Linked DNA regions of Homo sapiens: region 2 is linked to region 1. Evidence: read pairs that join two places in POLR2A ChIA-PET (ENCODE). Cell type or tissue: MCF 10A. All regions are shown on one strand. Links, peaks and the distances in the headings refer to the core of each region. The heading gives the core; the rest is flanking DNA.

Region 1 (16,665 bases), core at 5,262-10,261:
AAAAAAAAAAAAAAAGGTTATTCTAACTTAAAGAGCCTACAACACTTTATTGAGGTGGTTCTGAACTGTGTGTGGAAAAATGGTATCTATAACATGATTTTTTTAATCAAAATTATTCAAAATAAGAAGTTTGCATAACTGAACATTTTCAGGGTTGGTCAGTAATGGCGACTGTTTAAACATGTCTCCCGTTCCTACATCCCTACGCAAATCTTTAAAAGGAAATGGGTGTTGAAAACTGACAAAAGTTACCTTCTATCTGGAGTCAATGTAGAATTCCTTCTCATGAGATACAGCACACCTCCTGATACTATAAGCTACGTGACTACGGGTTTTTCTTCCTCATTTTAAATATGATTTAGATTCGTCAAGTGTAATAGATGTCCATGAAATCTAAGACATCACAGCATAGAAAAAAAGAAGAACTATGCATTAGGAAAAGGGAAACGGGAGTGGGGAATAGGAGAAAATAGGGAGATGTAGGGCAAAGGTGCACAGTAGCCGTTATGTAGACGATGAGTCTTGAGATCTAATATACAACATGAGAATGATAGTTAATATTGTATTGTACTTAGGATTTTTCTAAAAAATTAGATTTTAGGTGATTTTATCACAAAAAATGGGTAATTATGTGGGACATGTCAATTTGCTTGATTATAGCAACTATCTCTAGTCTATCTATTCTCTATCTCTGTCTACCTATGTAAACATCATGTTGTATGCCTTAAATATATACAATAAAATTTAAAGATGGAAATAAACATCATTGAGCACCTGTTATGTGTTAGACATCGTACCTGCCATTTTCTATGAGACAGATGTTTCCCTAAATTTTAAATGAGGAAACACACTCAGATATATTCTATAAGTGACCTCGGTCACACAGCTGATTAGGTGGGCATTGGGATTCATAATCTGCCTTTAAATTCCATGCTCATTTTTTTGCCTCATGCTATCTCCCCAGCACGTTGAAGCCATATACACTTTAAACAACTGCAAAGAAGAGGGGTTTGGATGTGACCATAAAATCTGAATAGAAAAGATTATGATAAATGAAGTAAGGCTTGGTTAATCACAAAACTGAGCTTCAGTTCTCCGAACATTTAACTGAACAACAATGAAAAATGGGTATATTACCCCAGAGAGAGAGTCCAAACTTGCAAGCATATTCTTGGAATTTGGCTGTGGAAACCAGGTTAAGATTCCATTTTTTTCCCCCAGAATGCCCAGAGGTGTTTAATGGCTCCCATAAATGTTTCTCATTCTCCACCCTCTTCCCATTTAAATTGCACAGGCTCAGCCTATGCCTTTCAGAGTCCTGACAGCCTGGAGGAACTGGGGGGATCACAAGGTGTCCAGGTGAGCTGGAGCTTTGTCTTGACTCATGACCAGGCAGCGTCATCCCCAGAAGGTACCAGGAGGTGGGAGAGGCAGAGTTTCTGCGGTTTATTGTTCATGGATATGTTTCATCACATCACCCACACTTCCCTGGCTGCCTCTCCAGGACTTACAGTATTACAAAGAATTCAGTATCACAAAGAAGGGCCCTGCTTTCTTTTCTACATTACTATGTCTTAAGCCCTGTCAAAAATGCTAACATTTGATAGATCTAGATCACATTTAAAATAAGGAAGCAAAAAACTTCGGTCAAATAGCTTAAAGTATCAAGAGACGTGCCATCTCTCACAAGACGGGAAATCCAAATTGACTCTAGGTCAAGGTTTCTGAACATCAGCACTGCCGACGTTTGGGGCCAAATAATTCTTTGTAAGAATCACAGGCGGAGTGGTCTGCATGCCTCAGTCCCAACCCCATTCCCCTGGCTAAATCCCAGTCATCTTTCAGGTTTTGTTGAATCATCATTTTGTCTGTCTGGTCTTCCCAGCTGTACTGAAGTGTGGGGTCCATGTCCTCTGGTGTGCTCCCCATGGACCCTGGATGTCCCCCACTGAGCACTGTATTGTAATCATCTGTTTACTTAGATGGTGAGGCAGGGAAGTTAGATTTAAATGCCCTGACCCATGGTCTATTCTATCTGTTGTTGTCACAGTCTAATCCCTCATTGAGTGCTGTTGTCCCCCTACATCATTCTCACCAAATTGTGACCCAGCCTCTATCTTCATACCTTAGACAATAAAGAACCTACTACCTTTCAAGACTGTCATCTTATTGCTGAATAATTGAAAGTGTATCCTAATAGTAATTCCCAATCTTTCTTCCTTTCTTGGCCCTGGTCTGCCTTTGGGGGCCACCACTTTCAGAATGACAGGTAGGTGCAAGCAGCTCACATCCCAGGCTGATGTCTCCTAACTACTCAGTCTCTTTTGGATTCATATCTTCTTGGCCAATGAGATGTGCACCTTCATAGAATATAGACCTCTTCCTTTCTGAATGAGAAATGTGTGATGAGAAAGGCAAATCCATGAGGGAAGAATAAATCTCTTCCAAGCCTAGCCTAGGAGGTTGGGTCTGGGTCTAGGACCCTGCCCCAACTCTGCAGGAATTAGGGTATTAACTATGTATTAATATCTGGAATCAGAAGGCCTCTGCTCCTGTCTAGGTTTTATGAAAGCTCCCAGAAACTAAGTGGAGGCAAACTCTGCATATACCTTTAAGAAGTCCAGGCTGGGTGTGGTGGCTCACGCCTGTAATCCCAGCACTTTGGGAGACTGAGGTGGGTGGATCACGGGGTCAAGAGAGCGAGACCATCCTGGCTAACACAGTGAAACCCCATCTCTACTAAAAATACAAAAAATTAGCCGAGCGTAGTGGTGGGCGCCTGTAGTCCCAGGTACTCGGGAGGCTGAAGTAAGAGAATGGCGTAAACCCGGGAGGTGGAGCTTGCAGTGAGCTGAGATCACGCCACTGCACCCCAGCCTGGGTGACTGAGCAAGACTCCATCTCAAAAAAAAAAAAAAAAAGTCCAAATGCTTGTACCAAGCCTCAAACCTAGCCATTTGCCCAAGGTAGGCAACCCAGAAAGAAGTTCTTGCACATGAAGGAAAGCAGCAAAGGTCAGTTGAGCAAATACATCTCTCTCTCCAAAAGATGGTTGCACCTTGGCTGGTACAGTGCCAGACTCTTTCGTCTCCCTGAGACCAACTTCAGAACTTCTAGCACCCTGTACCCCAAACATTCAACCACTTCTCAGAAAGGAGCAGTTCCATTTACCTCTGGCCAGCAGCACCTTTACTACTTGATATGGGACTTCAGGGTCTCTCACCCTCACCGAAAAAAAGTTTGTCCTCTTGAGGGACTCTCTATCTCCATTCTTATTCTCCCTAAATCATTCTTCACACTGCCATTAAAGGGACCTTTCTGGAACACAGATCTGATCCTGTTATTCCCCTACTTTTATAAAGCCCTTGCATGAGTGTTCACTACCTTCAGGGTAAAATCCAAACTCCTTGAACAAGCTCCTTTCTACCATCCCTGCCCTCTTTCTGGGGCCATGGCTGAGCCCGGGAAGAGGGCTCATGGAAAAGTAATACAGGGTACATGTGGAAGGGTACATGTGGAGAGTATGCCTTTCTACATGTACCCTGTACTACACACCCCACACATCTGGAAGTTCACCCAAAGGCCCATGCTGTCTGGGAGCATCATGCCCTCACCTGTGCCAGTCACTCTATGTGCAGCAATGCCCATCTTCGTTACCTGGGAGAACCTTTGCTGGCCATTTAAGAATGAACTGCAGAGCCACCTTGCTTGGGAAGCATGTGTCACCTACCCACCTGACTTCATATACCCCTGGGTTGAATAAGTTGCCCATGTCCATATTCCCACTATTCATATACTTACCCCAATATAAACAACACTTGTCACAAACTTTTACATCTACCTGTTAATCTGCTCCTTTCCCCCACTCATCTCTAAACCAGGACAATGACTAGTCTTCATTTGTATCTCTTGGCTCAGTACAGAGCCATTTAGTGGATGTTCAATATGTTGTTTGAATGAATGAAAGACTGGTGATAACTGAGATAATGAATAATATTCTCATTATGGCAAGTCCTGCACCCTGATTAACAATATATTAACAGCTCTTGTATATCCTCTTCCAATTTACAATAAGTTTTCAAATTGATGAACCATAGTCTAAGATTGCAATGTCCAATATGATGACTGCTAGCCACATGTGCTATTTAAGTTAATTAAAATTAAATAAATTAAAATTGTATTTCCTCAGTCGTATGAACCATTAGTGGCTTCCATATTGGATAGTGCTGATATAGAATATGCCCCTCTTCACAGAAAGTTCTATTAGACAGTGTTGGTCAAGGACAAGGCATCTGAATTGGGGATGCAAAGTAGAGAATGCATACATCTTTGCCCTTGGGAAGGCTAACCTAGCATTCCAAGAAATCTTGTCCCCAGTATTCCCTGGATCAACTGTCCTTTTGAAGGACAGCTGATTATGACTCATCAGATATTAGCCAAGCATGTCTATCTTACCTATGGTTCTAAATATTCATTTCTGAGTGTATGTAAATGAGCTCTCTGTTATGATAAACAATCATTTTTAAATTCCTTGCTCCTCAAAATTATTCTTTTTTTTTTTAAAAATAATTGCCATATGGCTCACTGATTAACAAGGATGTTAAGAGACTTAATTAATGCTTGTTTGGAGCTTTGCCTGTCAGGGTTGTTATTAGAGGATCCATTGAGATTCTGCTCATAATAAAAAGTTTGCTGGAAAACCCTACTTTATTCAAATAGGGGCACACAGACAACAAGAAGAATTCCCTAGTCCATTTTATTTTATCACTTAACTGTATTGGGTGTTTCTTGAGCATGCGCCATGTGTTTGCAGTGAATGGCAGAAGGAAAATGTGCTTCTGGAGGTTCCTGTGGGAGACTTGCCATTGCTTCCTAGTATGGAAGCCCTGGCATCCATCAAAATTGCTATCACTGGAAGTGAAGCTATAAGGAAATGAGATGGAGATGTGGATGGTATTGGCTGGTGGCTCAGACTGTTCTTATTTTGGTGCGTCAACTTAACCCTGGCTGTTAGCTGTATGGGTCCAGAACTGATTAAGCCCATATACCCAAAGGAGTTGAATCGTCATCATCATCATCACTATCATAATAATAATCATATTTCTAACACTTAGTATTACTATGTGCCAAGCACTGCTCTAAGTTCTTTATATATATTATCCCCATTAATTAATTTCTTGGGACGGACTCTTGCCAAATCAGAATTCCTAAGTATTCTCAAGTGTTATAGCATGTTCCTGTGACTAGTATTTGAATATGTTCTGGAATCGGATTACTTTGTAAACCTGATTTAGAAGCCCAGTGGTTGCTCAGTGGGCACTGCCGTAGTGGATATCCATGGAATATCTAATCTAGTACCCCTACCTCACCCTGTGCAATTTATATAGCTCCTCAGGGAGTTGCTGAATTCTTTCATTTGCTCCACCTTCTAGACACAGCTGATTGGTTCTGTGCAGACACTTAACCCAAATGGGCCAATAAGCCTCCTCCCCAGAATGATTAGCCTGGGACAGGAGAAAGGACTGTGAATCCTCCAGTGGTGCAGGTAACTCAGAAGCTATAGGTGTCTGTTTTCTCCACTATTTGAGAAAGTGTGTAGGAAGAGAGACAGAAGCCAGATGTGGCGAGAGGCAGGGAAAGTCCTAAATCATGTCCAAGCTGCTAATTCCCTAGTGTCCTGAGCCCAGCCTCATCTCTGGCCTTCTATCAGTGTGTGGTGTTCATCCCTTCCTTGGATTCCAGACAAATAAATTTCCCTTTTGACCTTAAGTTATTCAAACAGAGTTTCTTTCACTTGCAACCAAAAACATTCTGGTGAACACAGTTGTCTGCAGCATAGGTTCCAAACCCCTTAGCATACCATAAAGGCCCTAGGACCCACCTTCTTCATCAGTTTCATCCCCTATCACTCTCCCTCCCTCAATTCCTGTAACACACCATGCTCTCTCTCCTAGTGACTTTCTTGTATAACTCTATTTTCTGCTCAACTAAAAGCTTAATGAGGACAGGGCTGTATTTTGTTCATTGCTCTATTCCCAGTGACTAGCAAAGTGTCTATCATACAGTTGGTGCCCAATAAATATTTATGGAATGAATTAATGAGTCAGTACGTCAAAGGAAGTCGTATAGTCCTGAAGAACATTTCACCCAACCGTTGTGAGCCCCCGTGAAACACCCTTGCCTACAACGGGAGGATTTCTCTATGTCAAAAATACTCTGCCTAATTTTCAGGCCCTCTTCTCTGGACAATGCTGGGTACTCACTGACAAATCTGGCCATCAGGATCCACCTTGCAAGCTTATTGCAGGCCAGCTATCTCTATTGGCAAATCTCCGTCAGGCATAGACCATGGTTAGCTTTCAGCTACAGCCAAGTAAATGCACATAAAGATGTGAGATTCTCCAGCTTGACTGAGACTTGATAGACTTGGAACTCCTAAACTCCTTTTTACTGACTGCCTTTTACTAACTGCCCATTTTATTAACTCTTGGGACATTTCTATAGAGAGCTGATCTCATTCAATGACATTTTTATTCTTTCTAATTTCACTTGTAGAAGGTAATCTAGACTTAAAGCTGTAGGGTTTCAATGTCTGTTGTCACTCATCATTGAAATCCCCATCTTTGAAATAACTACAGCAGCAGCAGCAACTGCACCCACCACAGTGGGGCTAGAACCCATAACAGCCCTATGCTCACACCAGCAGTAGCAGCAGCAGACTCACAGTGGAATGGAGAAGAAAAGTTCATTGCAATCTTTGTTTTCTCTTCATTATTTAAACCTGTGCAGACTCCTCTTATCGACTCCCTTCCTCTGTGTTCTCTTTTCTTCCTGTGCTCTCAAGATCACTGCCATGATGGTAATTTTTCGTGTCAACTTAACTGGGCCATGGGATGCCCAGATAGCTAGTGAAACATTAACTCTGTCTCTGTGAAAGTCTTTCTGAAAGAGATTAACATTTGAATTGGTGGACTAAGTAAAGCAGATGGCCCTCCCCAGTGTGAGTGGGCATTATCAAGTCCACTGAGGGCCTGGATAGAATGAAAACACAGAGGAAGACTGAATTTGCTCTCTGCCTCACTGCTTGAGCTGGGACAACCATCTTCTCCTGCCCCCAGTACTCCTGGTTCTTCTCAGGCCTTCAAATGACACCACCAGCTTTTCTGGGTCTCCAGCTTGCAGATGGGAAATTGTGGGACTTTTCATCCCAAATCTTTCATTCTCTCTCTGATCTGTGTGTGTGTGTGTGTGTGTGTGTGTGTGTGTGTGTGTGTGTGTGTGTGTGTAATATAGATAGATTCTCCTATTGGTTCTGTTTCTCTGGAGAACCCTGGCTAATACATCTGCTAGGGTGGTATTGGAGGTTGTTGAGGATCAGAAGAGAGTAGAGGATGAGAAGAGGGAGAAAAGAGAGGTCACAAAGAAGGAAAAGTACCTGAATCTCTCCTCTTCTCTCCTTCACTCAAGTGCTCTCTTTCCCTGTTCCCAACTCCCTCCCCGAACTCCTGCCACCTTCCCTGAGCAGCTTGGCATGTGTCTTCTGGATTCCCTAGCCCAAGTCCACCTCCAGTGTCTTGCTTTGATGGCAGATTCCTAGGCTTTGCAGCTGATAGTTTGAAGGCCTTGGCCGGCTGCCAGGGTACTCCACTTCTCATTACTTTTCTCACTGTAATTCATTTCCCTGTGATTGGAGACAATTAGGATGCCAACAAATGACTGGCCCAGCCCTGTTCGGCAGTTACATAACCACAAACATGTGTGCACTGCCCATCGGAAGCAAGTGAGCTGCTAATGAGGAGGGTTAATTACAAAGTGAGGGTCACCCTAGGAACAACCCTCACCGCATTTCATCCACTGTTGGAGAGAAGCCAGGCACCAAAGCCTTGGCTGTAAGGTTCAAAATAATTAGCAGTGGCCCTTTTGGAGAGAGAACTGCTGAGCACTGCAATTCTCAGCATGGTTGGGGGCAGAGCTCTCTAACATGTCCTGTCCCTGCGGACCTTGTAAAACAATTCCCCAAAGTTACCCCAGAAGAATCACAGGCTTTCCTGTGCCTGCTTGCTGTACTCTTCCTCCTTAGAGCCTCCTGAGTGACTCATGGCTTTGAGTCACTACTTCTGTTTCTTGCTTCAAGATACTTCAATACATCCTAGGGATGTCTTAGATATTACTTAGTTCTCCCACACCTCTGAGAGGATCGTGCCCTGATGAACCACCAACTAGCCATACTTAATGTCCTAGGATAAAACAGTGTAGGGGAAGAGGCTCCATCCAAACACAATCTGTTGACTCCAGGCTAGACCATTTTCCACAAGACATATCTGTGCTAACTTAAAGTTTTCTGTTTTCACACTTTTCTATAAAAACCTAGGCAAAAGCAGCTTTCATGATACTTTACTTTCTGCCTCTTCAACATGCCACAGTTGTGCCAGGCATCACTTTGATATCATAAATGGGAAGACAAGTCCCAACATCAGAAGTTGAAAGAACTGGGAGAAAATATGTACTCAGAGCATGAGATGACTTGGGCACGCGGCTCAGTTAAGGCTATAAACAATGAGTCAACTGGAGGTCCACTTTGTGGTGTAAAAGCAATTCTGATTGTAGGAATCCATCAGAACTAGATTCTGCTGGCATTTCTTGAGGGTTTTCTCATATCGTATACATAGTAAAGGTCTTTTCCTCCAGTTTATTTTTGTCCATTTCTTTCTTACACATGGACAAAATGAGACTAATACCTATATAAAGTTTTATTCTTTCTCATCTTCCAAAGCTATTTCATCCTCCAAAGTGTTTGTTATGTACTTTTGAATGAATCACAATATACCAATACCAACACATATTTTCATTATTTCATATGACTATGTCTATTTTCATCAAATGCCAAGAAATCTATTTTTCTAAAATACTATAAATGCGACTTATTAGCGGTATTCTGATGGTCCCATCAAATTTCCCTTTCACTACTTATTTTCAGTTTACAAGATGAACTTATTGTCTTCTCCCACAAGGATAGGACCTCTGGCCTTGGAAGGAATGATTTACACATTTCAGTTATCTTTCCTCAAAACCCTTATCTGTGAGAAATTAAACCGCTACGAAATTGAGAGGAAAGGATCAGAGAGTATAAGGTACAAGGCCAGGAGTGGCAGAGAATGGGGCTGATGGGGTAAGCAGATGCCAGACAATGACAGCTAAAGGGTTCGTATCATATCTCACAGACAAGTGGCAATATTTAACATTTTTTCTTCAGACAAGTGATCATATTGTTCATATGCACACTGCCAAAGGAATACAGAGATTGACGCAAAATTCCCCTACTGCTAGCTCTAAATCCCCTCTTCTATCCCCCATCAAGAAGCAGCTCACCATACAAGTGATTTAGGATAATTTTATTATAGAAATAAAATGCATCCACCATAATAGTCAAATTATTCACGATCTTGAGGGCTTTAACTCTTGCTAGTATCAAGTTTCTGGCAATATGCAGAGATTTTTGTTTGTTTGTTTACTGGTGTACCCCCAAACACCTACAACAATAACTGACACAGAGTAGGCGTTCAATAAATAGTTGTTGAATGGGTGGATGGATGAATCTGCCTCAGAATTGATATGACAAACAAGTGTGTCATGACACCAGAGGCGGAGAACAACTGCGGTTAGAAAGCACATTGACACTGAAGGCTTTTCAGCGAAGGCTTGACAGGATCATATGCATGTTTCTGAAAGATCACTCTGCCTGCTGTGTGAAGGATGGAGCGGAGAGGAAGAGCTCAGCAGTGGGGAGACCCGTTAGGGGGCCGAGGCACTGATGCATGCAGGGGATGATGAGCCTCTGAACCATGACAGTGGTGACGGGGCTGGAGAGAAAGGAAGACATTCAAGAAATATTTAATAGAACTGAACAGAACTTAATCAAAGAATGTCTTTCCTATCAAACCTTTGAACTGGATCAATTATCAGTTCAGGACAGAACCAAAGACCAGGAATGCTCATTACAGAAATCATAGTGGCAAAGCCCAGCTGCCATTATATGTAGGCAGAGTAGAAAGTAACCTCCATATTATTATGTCAGGAGCACATAGAGGAGCCAAAATCCAAAAATATCTATGCCACCCACTGCCTGAAATTACACCATTAAAGCAGCACTTCTTGGTTTTAATCCTCACCCCTCCAGATGATTTTAAAACATGTTAATATGCTTGAGAAGGGGAAAAAAGAATGTTTATTGAGTTCAAAAGACACTCTGCATACATTTATTGAATCCTCACAATGACCTTGCAATTTTACTGCTAAGAGAAAAAATAAACGTCAGAGAGATACACAAGTAATAAGTGGGAAAGCTGCGATCTGAACGCAGGTTGTTGTGATTTCTTTTTTCCTGGGTGAATCCTGATGGATACCACCATTATTATTGTTACTACCACTTATTTCTATCTTGTTCTTTTTATAAATATGAGAGTAGTGGGCCTAAGGGAAGAGGAATTGGTGGAGGTTCTGAGAGTTGTGTATGTTGCAGACAAGATAGTGTAAGTTCATAGATAAGACACATGTTCAACTTCATAACTTTACCTAAGATTATGCTTATGCTGCAGGGATTAGGGGGTGGCCAGCAACAATCTGAGCCACAGACTCATGTGATCCATGGTTCTGAGCACTCTTACTCTCATGAGCCACAAGTTACCAGATCTCAGCAAACTCTCCCAGTAGAAGGTTCCTCTGGTGTTGGAATAATGACTCAACTCAGACCAGGGAACTTAAAATGGAGACCAGAAAGAGTAGCTTTCTCCATACTTTCCCAGAATAATGGAAGGAAACTAGTTGGCCCTGACCCTGAGAGGAAAACTCCCCACATTTAGAAGTTTACTTCCCTTTTGCAGACTTCTCATTGTGTTAACTATATCTTGTCCTTCTCTTCAAGAGATTAGTGTTCTTCCACATCTGGGAAGTCCTAAGTCCCAAGTCACAGGGCCCAGAATTTTGCTTCCTTCCTTTTTTATTTCCTGGACACTTACAGCACCCAGCAGAGCTGGGTTAGAATATCACACTTCAGCAGCAGGAGCTACCAATCAGCCCATAATCATGCCAAACCTAAACACGAGTTAATTTCTGTTTATTAATATAAAGATGTGCCCTGGCTTACTGGTTCTTAAGTTTGAAATCTATGCCCTGAGTTTACTATCTCAGGGTATTCAACAGGGAGAAGGGAGATGGTAGAAGTTAAGCTGAGGGGAAGAAGAGCCAAGGTCAGAAGGTAGTTAGGAGGGTAGACCAGAGCTGAGTACCTTAAGGGAGAGGACAATGAGAGCTGTGTCAGAGGCAGTTGGTCAACCACCAGGCTGAGCACCAGTGGGAGACAATGGTACATCAGACCCTCAGCTGATTCAATTTATCAGCTTTCTCAAAACTGATTGGGTCCAAGGGCTCTGCTTCATGCTAACCAAACTCAGAAGACACTGATTGATAAATCAAATGCTGAGCCTTTAATATCCAGAGAAAAATGTAAGCGCTAACTTGTCTGGAACCCAGGTCCTCCCCTGGGCAGTGCTAGAGACAAACTGACCATATCTTGGCCTTTGGCTCTCAATTTCTCTAGGCCCTTTGAAACACTTCTCTTTGTGAGTAATACCAACAACATACTACATGCCAATATAGCTGGTTAGGTTAAAGCTCTTTCTAGTTGTCAGAGTATAAGGAAACCTTCCTAAGACTACCCCGAATTTTCCCACAGCAGTTACATCCATCTATTCATTCTTTTAATCAATAAATACTTATTGCCTACTATATGCCCAGCAATGTGCTAGCAGCGGGGGAGGTAACTGGTAAATGAAAGAAATGTGGCCTCGGGTCTTATAAAACTTAGCTAGAGTAGGAAGACAAACTACCAACAAGGAAACAAACAAAATCACTGCAGAGTGAAGCCTGATCCCATGTGGGTGAAACCTGATTCCATGTGAATGAATCCTGGTTACCGTGAGTGAAGCCTAATTACCATGTGAGTGAAGCCTGATCCTACAGGGTGTCTGGGGGAGGGCGTGAAGGCATAGGACACTGTGAGAAAGGGTAGAGGACCTCCTTAGACAGGGTGGAAACATGACATTTAACCTCAGACCTGAAGAAGCCAATCTTACAAAGAGAGAGGGACCGTGGGGTTGGGGCAGGGATTCTGGCAGAGGTGAGGCATATGCAGGGCCTATGGGTTGGGAAACAATTCAACATGAAGATAATCAGTGTTGCTGGAGTATAATGTGCAAGAGGGAGTGTTGTGTGAGATGAAGTTGAAGAGGAGGTAGGGACAGATCATGCAGAGCCTTGTGTACTATCACAAGAAGTTTGGGTTGTATTTGAAGTGAAATGAGAGTTGTGGAAGAATTTTAAGAGGCAGAATTGTATGATATAAGTTGAGTTTTTGGAAGACCACCCTGGCTGCTGTGTGGAGAATGCATTGAGGCTCAGGCATGGAAGGTGTCAGTCTAGATAGAGAGAAGTACATTGACTTGAGAGACATTTAGGAAGAAGAATTATTTACAGACTTCCTTACTCACAGAATTATTACAGACTTACTGAAGGATTGTCTAATCCCATGAAAAACGTGGGAGAGAATTTCCTGTAGATTTGCATCTATGTACTACTAGAGATGCTCTCAACAAAGAATCTCTGGATCTGTTAACAACTGAAAAAGGCCAAATATCAGTTCAAACAACAATGTTAAAGACCAACTCTCTGCCATCTTAATGTTCTTCGTATGGTTGAGCAATGCAGCACATTTTAATTTATCCTCTCAAATCATAATATTAAGGTCACTCTTTAGACACTCAGGCACAACGTTATTAAATCCTATCCACTTATGATTATTATTGTTGCTCTTATTAAAACTTTATAGGTGTCTCCGGAGAGTATTTGAATGAACAGCAAATTTAGAGGAAATTAAATCTTACTTTCATGAAAATAAATTTTGCCTTCCAAGAACTATAATTGGATAAATTGACCATAAAGAACAATTTTCAATATTTTTTTTACTTAGCTATAATTTGTTGATTACCTACTATGTGCCAAACACTATTAAATCTTTACAATTACCCCACGAAGTGGGTGTTGCTGTTCTCACTTGAAGCCTGGGAAAATCAAGGCTCACAGAAGACGTGGCTGGGCTAAAGTCATGAGCAGTGATCGCCACTGGGGTACACTGGACACATAGTTGTGCTCCTTTTTGCTATGCTTTTCTGAATGTGCTTGTATTTATTATTTCCTAGGGGTTATCAGCAACCTCATGCATAAATGACTTCTTTATAGGCATCAGGAAAAAAGCCTATATCCCAGGAATGGCAAACTCAAATGCCTACTGGGCCCAGGCAGATGCTGTAAATTAATGTATCATCCTGTCAGAAGAAAATTAAGAGTCATAGCAACTGTGGGAAGCTGAAGGGCACAAGTCCCTTCCAAGGAGGTCAGCCCCTACTCAGCCCCACATGACTGCCACTGCTGGGAATGTGGCCCATGTGGCCAGATCTTCTGCCTTATCAAGGAAGCAGGAAATCCAGACAGATTTCCATGTAAGTTTTAAAATCTGCGACAAAACTCAAATATTCTTTAAAATACTGAGTGCCAACACCATGCAAGCTTAGCTAAATGGGTGTGTGGGCAGAATCCAGCCTACAGGCTGCCAACTGTTGACCTCTACTGTACAGATCATTGAAGCATTATTTATAATTTGGAAGAATTTTAACCAACCTTAATGTCCAGTGATGTGGGTTGGCTCCGATAACTGTGCTGCAACCATCTGATTAAATTTTTAAAGCTTTTAATAGTGAACAGTATGAATACCATGTAGCACACTAAAAAATTCTTAGGATACACAGCAGGGTAACATGCTGCTGAGATGACATTAAATTTAAAGAGCAAACTACCAAAATGATACCCAGGCAAATGTTTTATATCTTGAACTACAGGGTGGTTACAAGAGTGAACAACTGAAAAATAATCAAGTTGTATAGATTTGGGTACTTCCCAGCATGGAATGTCATACACCAGTAAAAATAATAATAATAATAATAATAATAATGATTCCCGGGCTATGATTACCATTCTGCACACTTTTGAATGAATATGAACAAGAAATTTCAAGGAAGCATGGGCAAAGAAAATAATTTGATTGTGTTGGTTGTAGGGTAATAGGAGATTCTTTTTTCCCCCTTTCCTATATGTTGGTTTCTATTACTGTTACTGCAGTACAGTATTTCTGCGGGAGAAAAAATATTCCTCAAAATATATTATCTAAGAAGAGCAAGAGTAAAATTTAAGCTGATTTTTAAAAAAAAATCAGTAGTAATTACCTTCCCATTTTAATGCAGATTGAAAGCTCAAAAGAAGGATTCACCATTTAATGTTTGTGTCACTTTCTGCCTTTTCCCAACTGAGGCCCCCACCTGCTGCCTCAGCTCCATCCTGAGCAGGTCAGAAGGGAACCTGGGAGCCCCAGTGCCCTACATGGTCACTGAGAAACATGATGCTGCCTGCCCATGGTCCCTGTGACTGGAGAGCCTCCTACAAGCCAGAGGCACTCCTGTGCCCACTGAAATACCACTGTCCCTCTTACATTAGTCAATATGATCTCTGCTGCAAGTGACAGAAAATTCAACAAAATGGCTTAAAATACTGGAAAAAGTTCATCTCATATATCCAGAATTCAAGGTATGGGGGATTCCAGAGCCCACTACAACCAGCAACTCAGTGATGTCAGCGAAGGCTCAGGTTCTTTCCACATCTCTGCCTTGATGTCCTTTCTGGGGCTGTCCCCCTCCAGCCTTGTGCCAGTAGTCATCAGAGATACAGTAATCAGACAGCAACTTCTGTATTCACATCCAGCAATGGCGTGATACTGTTTCCCTCCATGGTTCTCTCTGTGAGGGGGATTTCTTTTTCCCCAAAAGCCCCCATTAGACTTCTTCTCATATCTCAGACTAGAATATAATTGAGACAAATGATCATTTAAAATTAATCCCTATAAAATAGTATGATGAAATTAACATGAGTAACTTCGACTAATCATCTGGATTGAGACTGATGTGGGATACTAAACCCAATGTCCTTAACATCCTTAACAATTTTAACTCTTAAAAAATATCTTTAAATGTGTCTGCCTCACTGGTTTCTAGGTTATGATATGATAATCTCTTACCTGAACCACAGCAAGAACCTCCCAACTAATCTACCTAAAAAGGCCTGGCAGTTAGAGGTCATTTTACCACTAGCTCAATCAAACAGCCAGAGAGTTAAGTCAATCCACCAAATACAATGTTGGGAGTAAGGGGGCAGGATGAGAGAGAAAATGAGCTAAAAATGGAAGGGAACTTTCCTGTGAATGTTGAGCTGTGCTTCTTTGCATGTGATATTGCACCAAGACTAGACCATGTGGTACCTGGACTTATATGGGTTATAATGTGATCCTCAGAGCTCAGCAAGTTTATACTGGAAATGCCAAGTTTAAAATCTCGGAAAGAATGATGTTCACTCATCCCATATACTTTTTGAGGATGTATATTCCAGGCAATGTACTCAACACTGGATGTACAGCAATGAAGAAGGCTGATGCAGTCTCTGCTCTCTAGAGCCAACAGTATAGTGGGAAAGGTTGTCATTTTGCAACTAATTACAGACTCATTATTTAATTACAACTTTGACGAATGCTGTTAACCAAAAAATACAGGAGAATGAGCCCAGGTAATGATACAAGGTGGGAGGCGTGAAATCAGAAAATGCTTCCCCAAGGAAGTGGGGAAGTTCAGCCCAGAGAAAAGGTAAGGGGTTTAGCCCAGAGGAAAGATAAGGAAAGTGTATTCCAGGCAGAAGAAACTGTATATACAAAGACTCCGAGGCAGCAGAAACAAGGAAGGACTAAAGGAAGGTCACTGTGCTTACAATGTACAGAATGAAGAGAAGAACAATACAAGATGAGCTGGAGGGGGGCACGGTGGAGGCATGGTGGGGGCATGGAGAGCATGTGCAGGCAGGGTTAGATTCATTAGGACCTTTTGCACTAAAGGGATATAAGCAAGTGACGTTGATCAAAAGCCAGAAGATGACACCACAAGCAATTTGGAAAAGGTAGTCAGAAACAGAGGAAAAGTAAGCTGCTCCCAAAATTCTCGGAGAAAGGGGGGTACCCTTCCCTGTGAATGGAGCTCTGATTAATCTGGCTTCTTTGTGTCTAATTTACCCTTTCCCTAGTGTTACACCATGGCCACCACAAAGTCACACCACAAAGTCACATCTCAGTGAGTGGCATAACCTTCCCTTTCCAGAGCCTGTAGGGCTGATGTGGCCCATGTGCAGACTGGTGATGTTCCCAGATACCTGGGACATGGGCCTCCCCCTTCCTCTGATGCTGTCACCAGCCTCCTTCTTACCTGGAGAGTTTGCATTACATGCAGGAGCCCTGCCTATTCCTCCAGGCTAGCTGTGTGGAGGGTTAATTTGCCTGTTAATTTTCCACATGAGGGGATATGCACAATGAAGCACAAATAAGAAGCAGGACATCAACACTGCCTCCAGCTGAGAAATCAATTTATACTTTAAATTACTCTAGGTGACCCCAGTCGCCACTGGGTTCCTATTGCCATCTATCCTGATTTGTAGGAAGTTGTCCTCCTGGAGCATGAAGCCCCC
Region 2 (16,665 bases), core at 7,534-12,533, 51 kb after region 1:
ACCATGAGGTAGAGAATGGGTTGCTCCATATTAAATACACTAAAATACACCAATACACAATACAAATCGTGGCTTGGAGATGATGGGAGAGTTTCCTTCCTTCTCACCAGTCACTGTGTTATGGCAACAGTCATGCCCAAGGAAGGCAGTCTCGGGAGACCTGTGGGCACCTGGAGGAGCACAGTCTTGTGGAGAGAACTCAAAAAGAGATGGAAGACTTGGAAGAAAGGGATAAAGGCCTCTGTCTTCCCTGTAAAGAACATAGTCCTCAGACTCTACTGACAAAGCCCAGTGCCCTACCAGAAGACCCAGCACAAGAAGAGATGGTACCAAACAAGAGCATCTACTTCAACTCCTCCCCTGGCCCAGAAGCTAGGCCAGAGCACAGCAAACTTTCAGCCATCAGAGCAGTATCAGGGAGGCAAGGGTTAAGACTTTGGGATCAGACAGTTTTTCAAATTCACTTCCTTGTTATGACCTGAGTTGCCATTTCTCCATCTGTGAAATGGGAATAAAAACTCATCTCACAGAACTATTTTGAGGATGAAATGTGGTAATATATGGAGGCAATTGATCCAGTGCTTACCACACCATAAGTCCTCAATATGTGACACTATTTGTTACTTTGAAGGAAGGAACAGCACACTCAAGAACTAGATAGGTAAAGGAGAACATGAGGTTATACCCTATTTGGTAGATCAGTGTTAACTACTCCAGCGGCCACATGCCTTCTAAAAAGAAGGCTACCAGGGCTGCTACCAGGCAAATAGAGTAAAATGACTTGTCTCTCAGAAGCAGCCAGGGACAGGTAAGACTGAACCAATTCTGCAAATGCAGGAGCTTAGAGTACAAGGTGACTATGAGGTTAAGAACCACCACCCCACCCAGGGAATGCACTAAAATCTTGGGGAGTCTATTGGCTATCTACTGAGATGCAATGTGGGCTAGGCCCAGTCTTATCATAAGGAGCAAGAAACTCAACAGAAATCAGAGTTAGGGCAGCTATGATTATTATCACCCACACAGCCCAATTTGACAGATGAGAAAACTAGCCATTAAAGAGCTAAGCAGATAAGGAGGATGAAGCTGTGGGCCTTCAAAAGCTAAAAACATGAAGTGAGGGAGGGGACAAAACCATGACCTGGGGACTCTGCAGTATTCTCATCACTATCTCTCCAAATTCCTTTTCCTGAAACCGAGACAAAAACCCTAAAAGGATTGTCTTTAGCTAGTAAAACCCATTAACAGGATGAAAGTAGCACCTGCAGTGTCTGCATGGGTCATTGCTTGCATAGAGTTTCATTTCAGAATTCAATTCAGTAAATAATTCAAATGAAATACAAGGAAATTCACCCCTTAGTCCTGGGGCTTTCAAAAGGTGATATTAATTAATACTGATGAAAGTCAGCCAGCAACCAACTATCTTTCTCTGCCATCTTCCAAGGGGACTGTTTTTACTTCTTTTCAAAATCTGTAATAAAAGACTTTTGAAGAGGCCTGCCATGTAAAATTTATTCAACTGAGCCCAGCCCTAAATGAAGATAGCATTGGCCTTCTCTGACAGAGGAGATAACTGAACAACACTCCATGATTAGAAGACAGAGAGGCGCATGTTACCACTTTCAAGAGCAAAGTCTCAGCAGTCATCAGAGCCAGATTAAATCCTGGCGCTGCCACTTAACCAAGTCATTTAATCTCTCTGTGCCTCAGTTTCTTTCTCTGTAAGAAAATGGGACAAATAATAGTTCCTACCTCATAGACTTGTTATGAGAATTAAAAGAGATAATTCATGCAATGCATTTTGTAGAGTACTTGTCAAGTTATTAGTGCAATAGATCATATATTCAAACATAAGTGGTTGCCATGGACCATGCTGGGAGCTGGGGCACGGGCATTCCTGGTGTAAAGGAACAGGTGTGGGGCTAGGAGAATGCATGCCTGAGTTTCAGTCCTGGCTCTTCCCTTGACTAGTTGTTCAGACGTAGTTGAGTCCCCTCACCTCCTTGAGCTTCAGTTTCCTCACCCAGAAAATGGGAGTGACAGTACATAGCCCAGGCTTATGATGAGGAACAAACAAAATCATGATTTTTGTAAAGCACTCTAAAAGTACAAAAGATATTATTACTGACTTGTGGATTACTTGGGCATTTTGTTTCTCTTCTTTTTCTCATTTGGTCTGCTCCTTTTGGGCCTATTTTCTTTTCTTCATGTTACCAAACCAGGAGTGACTGAAGGGAAGGAGGGCAGATTGCACATACCTCAGTCTATTTCATCAGAGATTGTTAAACTGTATTTTTGGTGAGAGAAGAAGTTGAAGATGTGATTGATTCATGGCAGAGATCCTGAAGAGGTGGTACATGTCCATTGTTCAGGGTAAATTGAGGTTAGTATGAAGAGATCATATTTGGGAATGAGATCTGTGTTTCAACTTTTAAAAAATTATTATTCCACTCCCTTTCTATCTGTGTGACCATAGATGAGTTACTTAACTTCTCTGAGTCTCAATTTCTTCATCTATAACACTGGCATAAATATACCTAATATGTAGAGTTGTCAGCTTTAAACATAAAGTAGGCAAGATACACTGTCTAGACATATTGGGTGTTCACAAGTGGTAGTTATTCTAAATTGAAATCTTTACATCAAGTCTTTCAAATCCTAACTATGGTAATGAATTTTTAGCACTACTTTATGAAATACAATAAAGTCCCAGCCGGCAGACTCAAGTGCCACTTCTTCATTATCCTCCTTTTCCCTTCAGACCCCTGCTTCTTGCCTCAAACATCACCTTATAATTCATCAAGTCACAGGATTTCACATAGTTCTTTGTGGTATCTCCGGAGCTTCTTCCTTTCAAACTAGTGTCTTTGTCCTTCACAGAGGCAAGAATCTATGGGATTAATCACTCTCCAGAACTGGTGTTCTATCAATAGAGGGATACTGAGTGCTACCATGTGCAAGTTAGTATTCTGCAAAGCCCCAGGGATAGGTAATCATGCAATGCACAGTCCCTGAGCCTCTAGAGAGAGAGGCCTGTCCAATCCACAGTGGCAGTGACATAGGGCCAGGGCTGTGACAGCACAAACCCAAAGCTCTGAGAGAACCAACACTACTGCTGGACAGCCAGAGATGACAATCCTTAGGCTGGGCCTCAGAGAATAGGCAAGAGTTTGACAGGTGGTCAATGGAGGTTAAGGACTCCAAGCAGAGGAACCATACGTGCAAAGGCACAGAGACTTGGGAATTCTGAGAAGTTGGGGTAGGCTGGAAGATGGTAGATTAGGAAGGTGGTAGAAGAAGAGATTGGAAAAGCAGTACAGGAAAAGTTGTTAAGGATATGAACTAGAACAGTGGTGCTGAAGAGGGAAAAATATATATAAAAGACATCTCTGAGGTTGCATCATCAGTTCTTGGCAACCAAAGACACTGGCAAAGGAATGAAGAGGAACATCTAAGATGACTCTCAGGTATGTGACTTGGAGGTGTGTGGAGTGGGTGGTGGCTCCATTGGCTGAGATGGGGTCCTCACAGGAAAAACAGGGAGGTGTGCATTTTGAGCTCTATCTAGTATCTGTTGAATTTCAGATGCATGTAAGTACCTTCCATGCCAGGTGGGTTCCCAGTCAAAATATGTCCAAACTGTAACTCTGTTTGAGCTCTGCCATCTGTGCTGGTTGAAGCATATATCCTTCTCCCTAAGTGGCCATGTCCACTTAAGGCAGTTAGATCTGCGAAAGTGTCTGGACTGAGCATAAGGCTTGAGCAGTCATCTTCATTAATGCAGTCACTGAAACTGTGAGGTAGAAAAGGCCCTTTTTTGAGCCCCAGATCATAGCTCCTGGAAGAGGGAGGAACTTGTGAAAGGAGCTTGATGAATTACTGCTACCTGGTTGATTCTTTTGACTCAGCTCTCCCCCTCCCTACATCATCTTTTCTATAGTTTTCACGTCTTTCTTCTTTTCATCTCCTCCTGCTTCTCCTTTGCAGCTCCCGGTGAATGCTTGATGAATCCTGGCTTAGCGAATAGGCTAAACCCTCCACTTAGAAAACAAGCCCTAGCTTTTATCTTCCTCTGCGGTTTTGGGTTTGCCAGAATCAAAGTAACATTAGCACGATTTGTTTGGATTAGCATGAAGACTTCTAGTCCACTCCTTTGCAATATTCCATATTTTAATAACTTTAATAATTACAGCTTCCTTTTTCTAATTAAGAGCTTAGAGAGAGACCTTGGAGAGGGACCAAAACAGTGGTGTTTGGTATGGTGGCAAATAGGAAGAAAAGTTCGCATAGCAGAATCAATATTCGGAGCTGGCTATGAAGCACTTGGATTTTAATTCTGTGAACATTTATTGTGCCCATGCTGTGAACAAGGGCTTGAATGCTGGAGATTACAGATGTGCAGAAGGTTCCTCTGCAAATCTGTTTGTTTGGGATCCAATTAGGATGCCTTGGGTTGCATTCTGACAATAGCATTAATTCTGTAACAATATTCTCCTGGTGATGTGGTCAGCAGGCCCTAGCATTTAGGGTAAAGTCCAGACCACCTTGACTCTATCTCACTGCTCTGACTTCAGAGATAGGCACTGATGGCTAAGCAGAAGTTCCCACAGGGGAGTTGCCTTCAAACTACAGAAGGTGCATCCTATCCTCTGCTCCAAGAACATCTATCACATTAGGATATGTTCTCTTCACCTGAAGCTAACCTAAAGGGCCCAGCAAACCCTCAGAACCCTCGCTGTAGCTTTTTCCATTGCCCAGCACTGCGTGAATGTGGAGTGAAGGCCACACGATGAAAGCACAGCCCTCTAGCATGGGATGAACCCAGAGCCTCAAGAGGGCAAAGTATCGTCCATGCTGGCAAAGCTGCCAGCCTGGAGATCAGAGCAGGAGGCGGATCTTCTGCTCCTAATTGACAACCCAGCCACAGCCTTTACACAGTGTGACTTTCTATTTGAAGCCCAGCTCAGGAATGAACTGTTCTGGGATCAGTTCTGGGATCTTCCACGTCACAGACCCAGAGTCACCATCCTCTTCCCTCCTGAAGCCTGTCTTCAAGAGCTGAAAAGCTTTTATTTTCAACTCTCACATGAGGGATTGTGGATCCCCCTTTTGTGTCAATCATACTACACCTACTCTTTTAACAAAATCTATCTTTAGTGCCTTTCGAAGGAAGACCCACCAACGGATTCGACTTCTATCTTTCTAAGGAATGCCAGTCTCGGATTCAGAGGTAGCTTTCTACATCTTCTCACTGAAGAGACAAAAATGCACAAATTCAGTCTCAAGTGGGCCACCCTTCTGGCAGAGACTCTAAACCCCAGAGATAAGTTTGGTGCCACCTCTGCCTCAGAGGAATCAGACAGACATGGGCAATACACTCTTACAAGGCAGAACTGACTACATGCAAAATACAGGCTCAAAAAAGCTCACATACTTCTGACATGGTGACATGGTAAGTTGGGAACAGTTTCACAGAGGAGGTATTCCATCTGGGACCTTGAGGATAAGAAAGATTTAATAGATGAATATTAAGGGAAATGGCATTCTGGGGTCAGGGTGCAGAATAAGCCAGTCAGGGGAGCTTGAAAATGCAAGCTCTATTTAGGGAATAATGATGGGTCTGGTATTGATAGAGTAGGATTCACACAGGGCTGAATGGGACAAGAAGCTGAAAATGTCTAATGACACCCAACCAGAAGACCTTTAGTGCTGTGATAAGAATTGGTTCTCTATGCTGTAGGGGATGGAAAACCACCTGCGCAGGTTTACAAAGAGAGGAGTGGTCCAGTCCGATCTTTCCTCAGCAAATGAACTTTAGGAGAACCACTGCTTATCCATGTGAGGGATGAAGAAATAAGCAGCAGGCCAGCAGCTTGAAAGCTATTGCTACCAGCCAGAAAATGAGAGACAAAACCAGGGTAAGGGCAGTAGGAAGCAAAAGGAGAGATGGTACAGAGTATTAGTCAGTTTCTGCAATTGACTAGCTGAGGTGTCATTGTCTGGGTAAACGTTTGGTCTGCCTCACTTGAGTATAAGTCCCTTGAAAACAGAAACCATGTCTTACTCATCGTTGTGCCTTTGGTGCTTTACAGGATACCTGGCAGACTGGTGACTGTCATTATAACAGATATTCTAAAATGGTGACCTTAGGTGGGCTTCAAGGGGGCGTGCAAATCCTCCCAAAACTATACACATTATTTTGTGTGTCTGTATATTGGGCATCTTCCTCTTGGAGAGGGTCTATAACTTTGATCAAGTCCTCAAAGAGCTCTGTGACCCAAAAAACGGTTGGGAGCAACTGCTCTAGAAATTTGTTGTCTTCATAAATGTTTCTGACTCTTAGTTTCTGTTTTTATCCCTTCTCTAAGTACCAACTTCCTACATAAAAAAGGACAAGGTCAACAACATTAAATGGACACTTTGAGCATTATTCATTTTATTTGTAGTAAAAGCCCAACATATAAATTCAGCTATGAGTCTAAGTTATGCTGAAACACTGAAAGACATTTTCCCTGCCCATAACTGACCTCATTCTCTGGTAACACATCCCATTTCAGAACCTACTCTCTAATAGCTGATGCTTCTATGAGAATGTAAATCAATTTTAATTTGGACTTTAGCTTCTGCAGCAAGTGCCTTTGAAGAAGCACCTTCCTAAGAATGCCAACTTGCACCTTTACAGCCTGATAATTGGGATAGAGGCTTGACTGCCACCCATTTCCTTTCTATGAGGATGTGGGGGGTAGCGTTTCTGGGAAACTGACACCTTCGCCAAACATTAAGAGATATTATATTGTTCAAACTTAGCCTAAAGAAGGAACTTGTGCCACTTCTGCATGCCAAAGCAGTCTGGGGGATGTGGTTTGGATGCCAAACTATTGGATTTTCTATGATATCCCGATGGTTTAGGGGGACTACATAAGTGATTGTTGGCTGGGCGCAATGGCTCATGCCTGTAATCCCAGCACTTTGGGAAGCCAAGGCAGGTGGATTGCTAGAGGTCAGGAGTTGGAGACCAGCCTGGCTAACATGCCAAATGCCGAAACCCCGTCTCTACTAAAAATACAAAAATTAGCTGGGTGTGGCGGCAAGTGCCTGTAGTTCCAGCTACTTGGGAGGCTGAGGCAGGAGAATCACTGGAACCTGAGAGGCGGAGGTTGCAGTGAGCCAGGATAGTGCCACTGCACTCCAGCCTGGGTGACAGAGCAAGACTCTGTCCAGAAAAAAAAAAAAAAAGAGAGAGAGAGAGAGATTGTTTAAAAATGGGACTATCCTGGAAAATCTGGAATATATGTGTCCTGGAGGAAGAAAATGTCTCCTGACCTCAAGAAAATGTGCAGTCTAGTTGGGTTGATAGTATGCACACACAAGAAAAAAATAAACCTACTTGACAAAGGAACAAGGCAGTGAATGTTCAGTGTAAGGTAAATTATTCAGATAAGGGGAAGGGAGGGTGAAGGAATTCAGAGAAAAAAGCTGCCACTAGGCAGGAAAGCGTTCACAGAAAAATATGCATAAATAAGGGGCAAAGACAAGGAATTAACATACTATGAACATCGTGCTCTCATATTTAACTTCATCCTTATGCCTCAAACATTTAGAGAGTGCCTACTATGTGCCAGATACAACATCAGGTGATTTTACGTATATTATCTGTTAATCCTCACAACTATATATGAGGTAGGGATTATTCTTCTCATTTCATGAATGAGAACTGAAGCTCAGAAAGGGTAAATAACTTTCCCAGAACACACAGCTAGTAAATGGCTGAGCCAGAATGAAAACCCAGGTCTCTCTGACTCCGAAGACTACATTCTTTCTATACCACAGTGTCCATAAAAAGCTACTAAGACAAAGTGGATGAACCTCAAAAACATTATGCTAAGTAGAAGAAGCCAGGCACAAAACGTCATGTATTGTATGATTCTATTTATATGAAATATCCAGAGTAGGTAAATCCATAGAGACAGAAAGCAGACCAGTGTTTGCCAGGGACCTGGGAAAGCGGTGAAAGGCAAATGACTGCTTAATGGGTACAGTTTCCTTTGAGGGTGATAAAAATGACTTGGAACTAGACAGAGATGATGGTTGCACAACTACTGAATTACTAAATGCCACTGAATTGTACACTTTAAATGGTTAACTGTTAATTTTATGTTATGCAAATTTTACCTGTATTTTTAAAAGCTATTAGAAAGGAGAGTTTGAGGAGACAAAACCAGGGAAATGGAACACTCATCATATTTGGGGAACAATGAGGAGACTGAGCCAAGTGGAGCAGCACGAAGAGCCAACATTTTCTTCTCAGCTCAGATGAAGAATTTGGGTAAAAGTGTGAGTAACTTTCCTTAGTTTAGAGTGAGAGAATTCCCAGGCACAGACACCTGCCTTCCTTAATCACAGAAAGAGCTGCCCTAGCTGGTCCAAAATGCCTCTGGTTGCATTTTGGTGTTAGGAGGGGTGAACGCCACCTCTCCTGTGGGTCTCCTAAATTCAGCAGACACAGTATTCTGCTTGAGCATTCCCAAGTGATTCCTCAATCTACGAAATGTGGTTATTTCTTGGTTACTGAGGGGCAACTCTAAATCTCTGTAAACCTGAAATACGTGGAATCATCTCTTTACTAATGAGGGTGCGCAACCGGCCATCCTGCATCTTATCTCCTGTGGGCTGGCTTTGATCTTGGCATTGAGGGTGCAGCAACTCTCAGGAAGGGTCTCAGGAGCCACTTGAGATATTTGATTGTCTTTACTGCCTCTTATGTGAGATGTAATAGGCACTAAAGCAACTCATGTGGATGGGAACTTCCGCAGGCCAAGGCACACCCCCAGTCAAGGGTCTGCCATCCAAGCTGCAGCAAGCCTGGCACAGACCTACCTCAGAGCATCACTTTCCTTCCAAGCTCTTTGGGAAATGTTTGCCTTCACTCCACACGCTCCTCTCAGATGTACACGCACCATTGACGGTGGCTTCTATTTACTCAGAGTTTCACTGTGCAAACGAATCTTTTCAAAGCCCTGCAGCCTTTCTGGCAGCAAGAAGGAGGCAGCATATGTGAGTGGGCTCTACTGCTTTCCCTCCCTTCCCCAGTGCCTGGGACGTGGCTGCCCTGGTCGGCCTGTAGCGCAGTTTCCTCCATAGAATAGGCTCTGCTCCTGGAAGGTGTCTACTGAGTGGGTCTGGGATACAAGAACTAGCCTCTTCAGCTGCCCGCTCATGCCCATTATTGGGGTAATGGTAGTGCCCAGAAAGGGTGCTTCCCACAGACCAGTTCAGAGTTTTGCATGGTGTCAACTATGATGCTGAAAGTCACATTCTGTGTAGGATCCAGTAAGAATTCTACAAGGTGTCCTGTGCAGTGGTGCACATAGGATTCCATCCAGTGCCTAATGCATTATCCACTCAAGTGCTCTATGCAGTGACCACCCTCAGCCCAGGGAGTTATAAGGTAGTGCTGCCTGGGCAATGACCAGTGAGATGACCTCAGCCATCCCAAACATACAATCTGGCCAAGAGTTCTATGCCATGCTCAGCTCAATTCCCCACAGAGTGCTCCAAGCTAAGCCCAGCATGAGGTCTGACACTGTGCTGAATATAATTCCTAGTGCCCAATGAGTGCCCACTGGATGCCCTTCAAGGTGGCCAATGAATGGACTTCACACCCCAGTGAGTGACACACCTGGGAAGTTCTCTCTTGCCCAAACCCCCCCTGCTAGGGAGAAGTAGGACCACCCCTCTGACCTCCTGATAAATCTCAACCTCACTGCCAGCCTCTCCACAGGCTCTTGGTGTCTTTAAAAAGCCACACAATATTATTTTATCTAAACAAGCAACTTGCTCTAAACCTGAAGCCAACCAAGAAAACATAAAACCCGAATACTAACATAACAAAGTTTTATTTTGAGATTCTTTTTTACATCTTTTAAAAGCAAGGTGTAGTACATGCTTATTATAACACAAAACATGACAAGCAAATAGTACAGGAACCTATTACATAGAAAGTGAAATTCCCTGTTTCCTTTCCTCTCTCTCCCATCTCCCATCAATCCCTCTTTCTAGAATTAACTACCATTTATTTGGTTTGCATCCTTTTGGGTCTGTTCCATGCATTACTCAGACATTTACATTACATGCATTTAACTCTTTTTTATACATATGAGCTGATACTGATGCATTCTTCTGAAACCTGCTTTTTTCATTTAATATAATGTGATAATGTGGTCACCTCTCCATGTCTATGCATACGTATTTACTTCCTCACCTTTAGTTAATGCATATTATTCCATAGTACAAAGGTACTTCCAGTTTTTTAACCAGTCCTCTGTTGATGGCATTTAGACCATTTCCACTTTTTCACTGCCACAAACAACATTGCAATTACCATCTTTTATGTACTGATAATTCTGCAAAATCACCCTCTGAAAAGATTGTAACAATTTACACTTCTTCATGATGAGCACAGTAGAAATCTTTCCCTTGCTTCTGGAAAGCCATTAATCGACTCCACTTTAAGAAATGCAGGAGGCAGAAGGTTGCCAACGCAAGCTGCATGTCCCTTCTGTCTATTCAGAATGGAACTGCCTGTTCTCACTGGGCTTGGGTGTGGTCCCTTTGTCTTGCAATATGCAAGCTGGAGCCCAGTCCTTGGCATGCTCTCCCAGCTGCCAGGTGTGAGGACCTGCCCTCAGTGCACAGGAGGCAGGCTCAGCTTACATGGTGATAAGGTCTCATTCACAGAGAAGCAGGCTTCACTCACATGGGATCAGGCTTCACCCACATGGAACCAGGCTTCACACACATGGAATCAGGCTTCATTCACATGGTAATCAGGCTTCACTCATATGGGATCAGGCTTCACTCACATGGAACCAGGCTTCACCCACATGGAACCAGTCTTCATTCACATGGTAATCAGGCTTCATCATGTGGGATCAGCCTTCATTCACATGGGATCAGCCTTCATTCACATGATGATCAGGCTTCACTCACATGGAGTCAGCCGTCAATCACATGGGATCAGGTTTCACTCACATGGAATCAGGCTTCACTCACATGATGATCAGGCTTCACTCACATGATGATCAGGCTTCACTCACATGGAGTCAGCCGTCAATCACATGGGATCAAGTTTCACTCACATGGAATCAGGCTTCACTCACATGATGATCAGGCTTCACTCACATGATGATCAGGCTTCACTCACATGGAATCAGGCCTCAGTCACATGGGAACCACTGTAGGATCAGGTTTCACCCACATGGGGTCAGGCGTGGCTCACATGGTGATCAGAGTTTGCAGTGTTTCTGCTTCTGCTGCCCCATGACTATCTCGAGAGATCCCTTGAGTGATGCAGGGATCCCTAAATGAGCACAGAGCCATTGGTCATCCCTAATTTCCATAGAACAGTCTTTCTGTCTATCTGACAGGCTCTAGGTCCCTGGCTTTCCCTTTAGTTCCCCACTTGGACTGGAGCCCAACTGACCAGGGCTCCGCCCTCTTCTCTTTGCTCCCTCCAGCTCAGCACCAGCCTTGGTGCCAGCACCCCCACTGACAATGATGGTGAGATTCTTGAGATTCATGCCACTCTCTCACTCCTCTACCTTCTGTTCTGGACTGGGTCAGAACTACCTCATTCTCCAGAATTGGGGATTTGGACAACTGAGCAGTCCCGCTTTTATCATAGCTGCCCAAGCATCTCTCTGCCAGCCTGTGCTTCCCACCTCGTGCAGTGCCAGGAACCAGGATGTCTCATGGCTGGCTTTATCTCACATTTCACTCATTCATTCAACAAATCTTTATGATATGCCACTGTACACCATGCACATTTTCTACCAAACTGTAAATGTCCTAAAATAACTACATACGTATCAAGTTCTGTGTTTCTTTTGTAATATGGATGGCAAGTTATTGAAATTTTATGAATTCATTACTATAAACCGGATACAGTTCAGTCCTCTTTCTGGAATAAATGCACTTCTAGACAGTTACCACTATAGCACTCTATCCCATCCCACTGATTGTATAATAAAAGTCAACATGTATTAAGTACTCTTCAAGTTTGGTCCAAGAGGCATACATGTGTTCGTTTAAATCCCCACCAGAACAACCCTATAAGTACCATTGTTATCACCATTTTACAGGTGATGATCTGAAGTTAAATGAGTCACCTGAGTTCACACAGACTGGAAGGAACAGAGCCAGGATCCAAATCCAGACATTTGACATCAGGGCTTACACTCTTTTTTTTTTTTTTTTTTTTTGAGATGGAGTCTCGCTCTGTCACCAGGCTGAAGTGCAGTGGTGCAATCTCGGCTCACTGCAACCTCCGCCTCCTGGGTTCAAGTGATTCTCCTGCCTCAGCCTCCTGAGTAGCTAGGACTACAGGCACCCACCACCATGCCTGGCTAATTTTTGTATTTTTAGTAGAAACTAGGTTTCACCGTGTTGGCCAGGATGGTCTCGATCTCTTGACCTCAGGTGATCCACCTGCCTTGGCCTCCCAAAGTGCTGGGATTACAGGCGTGAGCCACTGTGCCACTGCGGCCTCCCACACTGTTCATTGTTATGGCATTCTGCACCTCCATAGTGGTTCTCTACATGAGTTCCGTGGGCAGAAAACCAAAAAACTCATCAGGGGCAGCTTTGGGAAAGCCTGAAAGATAAAAGGGACAGAACCTAAAATGAGAGCAACAGTTCTGAGCTGTGACCAGTGAGATACCTTGGCGGGCTCAGTGATCTGCAGATGGCAGGGCAGGGCATTTTGTCCAGCATTTTCCAGTGATGCCATGTGGTAGATCCTCAGAGGCCACTGCAGAGGCATGGAGATTTCAGCTTCATCCTGCTGCCAAGAGTCCTACTGATGAGCAGTGGCCATCCAGACTTACTATTCCTTCAACTCCAGTCATCTCTAAGCTTGTCTGCATGGGGGCTACTAAGAGCTCACTGTGAGAACGAAGGTCAAGGACTCTGGGGTCAAAGTGTCTGGACCTATTCACCTCCTGGCTGTACCACTTCATAGATGTGAGATAAGTTACTAAACATATCTGTGCCTCAATTTTCTCAGGTATAAAATGGGGACAATAATAGTATCTTTCTCAGAGAGTTGTTGTGAGAGTTTATCTAATGAAATGTGTATAAAGTACTGAAAACGTCAATAAATACTATTTTTATGACTTCCCAAGGGCCTGCTGACCACTCTGGAACAGTTGAGGCAGTGAACATAGAGCCATGACCACAGACTTGCTAGGTGTTACAAGTTACTTAGTAGGTGTTACAAGGCACATCCAGAACAGGGGAAGGTGGCAACAGAATGGCATGAAAATAACTATATTAGTTTTCTAGGGCTGCTGAAACAAAGTCCAAAAACTGAGTGGTTTAAACCAGGGGTCCCCAACCCCCAGGCAACAGACCAGTACCACTCTAAGTTACATGCTCCTTATAAGAATCTAGGCCGGGTATGGTGGCTCACACCTATAATCTCAGCACTTTGGGGGGCAGAGGCAGGGGGATCACGAGGTCAGGAAATCGAGACCATCCTGGCCAACATGGTGAAACCCCATCTCTACTGAAAATACAAAATTTAGCTGGGCGTGGTGGTGCATGCCTGTAATCCCAGCTACTCGGGAGGCTGAAGCAGGAGAATCTCTTGAACCCGGGAGGCGGAGGTTGCGGTGAGCCAAGATCACGCCACTGTACTCCAGCCTCAGCGACAGAGTAAGACTCTGTCTCCCAAAAAAAAAAGAATCTAATGCCTGATGATCTGTCCCTGTCTCCTATCACCCTCAGATGGGACCACCTAGTTGCAGGAAAACAAGCTCAGGGCTCCCACTGATTCTACCTTATGGTGAGTTGTATAATTATATCATTATATATTAAACGTGATAATAATAGAAATAAAGTGCATAATAAATGTAATGTGCTTGAATCATCTTGAAACCATTCCCCTGCAACCCCCCAACCCTGGTGAAAAAATTATCTTTCATAAAACCAGCCCGTGGTGCCAAAGAGGTTGGGGACTGCTGGTTTAAACAACAGAAATTCATTGTCCATGGTTTGGAGGCTGAAAGTCTAACATTAGGGTATCAGTAGGTGAGTTCCTTTTCAGGGCTGTGCAGAAGGATCTGTTCTAGGCCTGTGTCCTTGGCACGGATGGCACCTTCTCCCTATGTCTCTCCACATTGTCTTCTCTTCACGCATGTCTCTGTGTCCAAATTTCTCCTTTTTATAAAAACACCAGTCATATTGGATTAGGCTCCACCAGAATGACCTCATTTTAACTTGATTACCTCTATAAAGATCCTATCTCCAAATAAAGTCACTCTCTAAGTAGGGCACTGGGGATGAGGACTTCAACATACGAATTGTCAGGTGATGCAATTCAACCCACAACAATGACTAATGAAAATTGTTACCATTCATTAGGCAGCTAACACATGTCAAGGATATAACTATGACTTTTTAGCACCCACAGCATATCTTCGGGTTATCTACTAAGAAAGTGGAGGTTCAGAGCATTTAAGTGACTTTCGAAGATTATTATACAGTTAGCAACTGGCAGAGCCAGGATTTGGATCACAACTGTCTGATCAAACCCATGTTCTCTAAATGTCATTTAACAGTGTCCTTTTAGTTGGTTCCAACTAGCCAGTGACAGGATCGTTCTTGTGAAGGTGCCCATCTCTGGATCTCCTCTGTTCACATGCAGATCCACTCGGACTCCAGAAGATCGTAGACTCTCAAAGCAGGCAGGACCCTTTGATGTCATCCTTTCCACCCCCTACTTTACGGATGAGGAAACAGAGTCCCTAGGAGACTAGTTACTTGCAGGAGGTCACATAGGAAGTGGGGATGTTCTGAATCTGCTCTCTACCCAACACTGCCTCTGCTGGAAGAAATTTTGAACTTTGCTGGTGGATCTAATTTATTTGGCAAATGGTTTCACAGATTTAAGCCATTTATACAAAATCATGAGATTAATCATTATTAATCAAACACAATCTGACACCGTATGAAATAGGCAAGGGATAGGTCTGTTATGCAAGCATCCTGCAGCCTTAATTACTGAATGGCTGGAATGATGGTCGGCCCCTCACATTTATCACAAGAAACATTCAGCTTCTTAGATAACTCATTTTCTATGCCAATGCTTTGAACAGTAAGAAATAAAGGAAACAGCAATCTGTGCTTGTCACAGGAGATGTTATCTAGAAAAGGAGGAACACATCAAATGTCCACATCCACTCTCAGACTGCACACGCAGCATTGCTCCATAATAGGATCAATCTTCTCTCAATTACCAGCTCTGGGGCACAGCCACCTTGTTGAGTGTCTAGAGCAAATGTCCCCTGCCATGTGATAGACATATGGCATTCTGCTTTCTCTGTCCCAGAACAGAGACCAAGTTTCTCAGGATCATTAGGCAAATGTTAACAGAACTGAGACAGCAACACGACCACACGACCACAAGGCTTGCAGCATCAGGTGTGATTCTGTGAAAAGACCAAAGCCCTACTTGCTGATTCAGCTCTGCTTCTCAGAAACTGTACTTCCTGGGATAGATTCCTTCAGCTTCTGGGACTCAATTTCCTCATCTTCACCATGGGGGAAAGGGTTGCCTACATCACAGGTTGTGAGGATTCAATAAGATGATGGCTGAGAAAGTGCACAGCGCAGTAGCTGGCGCTGAGTAGGGGCTTAAGTATTTTTTAATTAAAAATATATGGCAAATAATTTTCTTCCCTCTAAAGCTCATCTGCAGTAATCTATTCTTCCCTTATTCATACGCAAATAAGGAAGGACGGAGTTGTAAATATTATGGGCCTAACTTGGCCCATCTCTGTTCTAATGCTGCCACCTGCTGGACAGCCAACAACCCACACAGGTATTTCAAGGGGATGCCCTGATACTAATGGGAGACAATCTCAGATGCATCTAGGCAAATCCTTCCTTCCCTAACACACTCCCCCTGGCCTCCATCCTTCAGATCTAGACCTAGTGCACCCCTGACTTATCGGATCCTGGGGTTGACTCACAACCTAATTTCCTTGGCAGGAGGTATTTTTCAGACAGTGTGACGTCTGCCTAATAGATCACAGCTCCCAGCATTGGGAACATGAGGACAGCTATGGGCTGAGTTGCCCAGGGAGTTCGAAACGAGCATGCGGCCTGCAGACATGTTTTGTTCAAACTGCATCATATTGGCCCACACTGTGTTTAATAAAATTCAAATTACCCACCAGCACATAAATATCAGATTTCACCTAAAAACGTGGATATTTTCAGCATGTTGTAAAATCTAAAGATATAGCAACACAAGATCCACACTCCTTCATGACAGCAATTAGCCAGAGCAACTGCTCCCTTCAGCCTGAGCATGGCCTCACCAGTGTGACACACTCCCTACCACTCCCTTTCGGACCTTTCCCTTGACCTGCTTCACTTAGGTTACTCTGCCCTGGCCCTGGAGCCACAAAAATTGTTGTCTCCCTAAACCAAAGCACAAAGCATTGCATAGACTAGGATGGCTAAATAGAGCAGCAGGAGTGAATAAAAGAATGATTTACACCTTAAAGTAATAATGTTAATAATTAGTAATTACCAAGCACTTACTTAGCTTGTGCCAGGCACAGAGGAAAGCACTTTGACCCTAACTTTTTGACCCCAAAT

The links. ChIA-PET counts read pairs that join two places held together with the same protein. Peaks named below come from ENCODE experiments on the same cell type or tissue, not always from the same donor. Only the 100,000 strongest peaks of a DNase experiment are listed, where the experiment ranks them.
Region 2: POLR2A ChIA-PET joins it to region 1 with 5 read pairs; 1 of 35 experiments calls an interaction of 5 or more read pairs at or near these places.

What each region holds. Positions count from the first base shown.
Region 1 is chr11:11,723,782-11,740,446 of GRCh38, forward strand. No RefSeq gene overlaps it. Among named protein-coding and RNA genes, the nearest start is that of MIR8070, 51 kb to the right of the region's middle. In MCF 10A, for the core only: no CTCF peak of the experiment used is centred there; DNase peaks (open chromatin) are centred at 7,650 and 8,070.
Region 2 is chr11:11,772,094-11,788,758 of GRCh38, forward strand. MIR8070 (microRNA 8070) reads right to left here and starts at 11,129; the gene lies at 11,042-11,129. In MCF 10A, for the core only: no CTCF peak of the experiment used is centred there; a DNase peak (open chromatin) is centred at 10,628.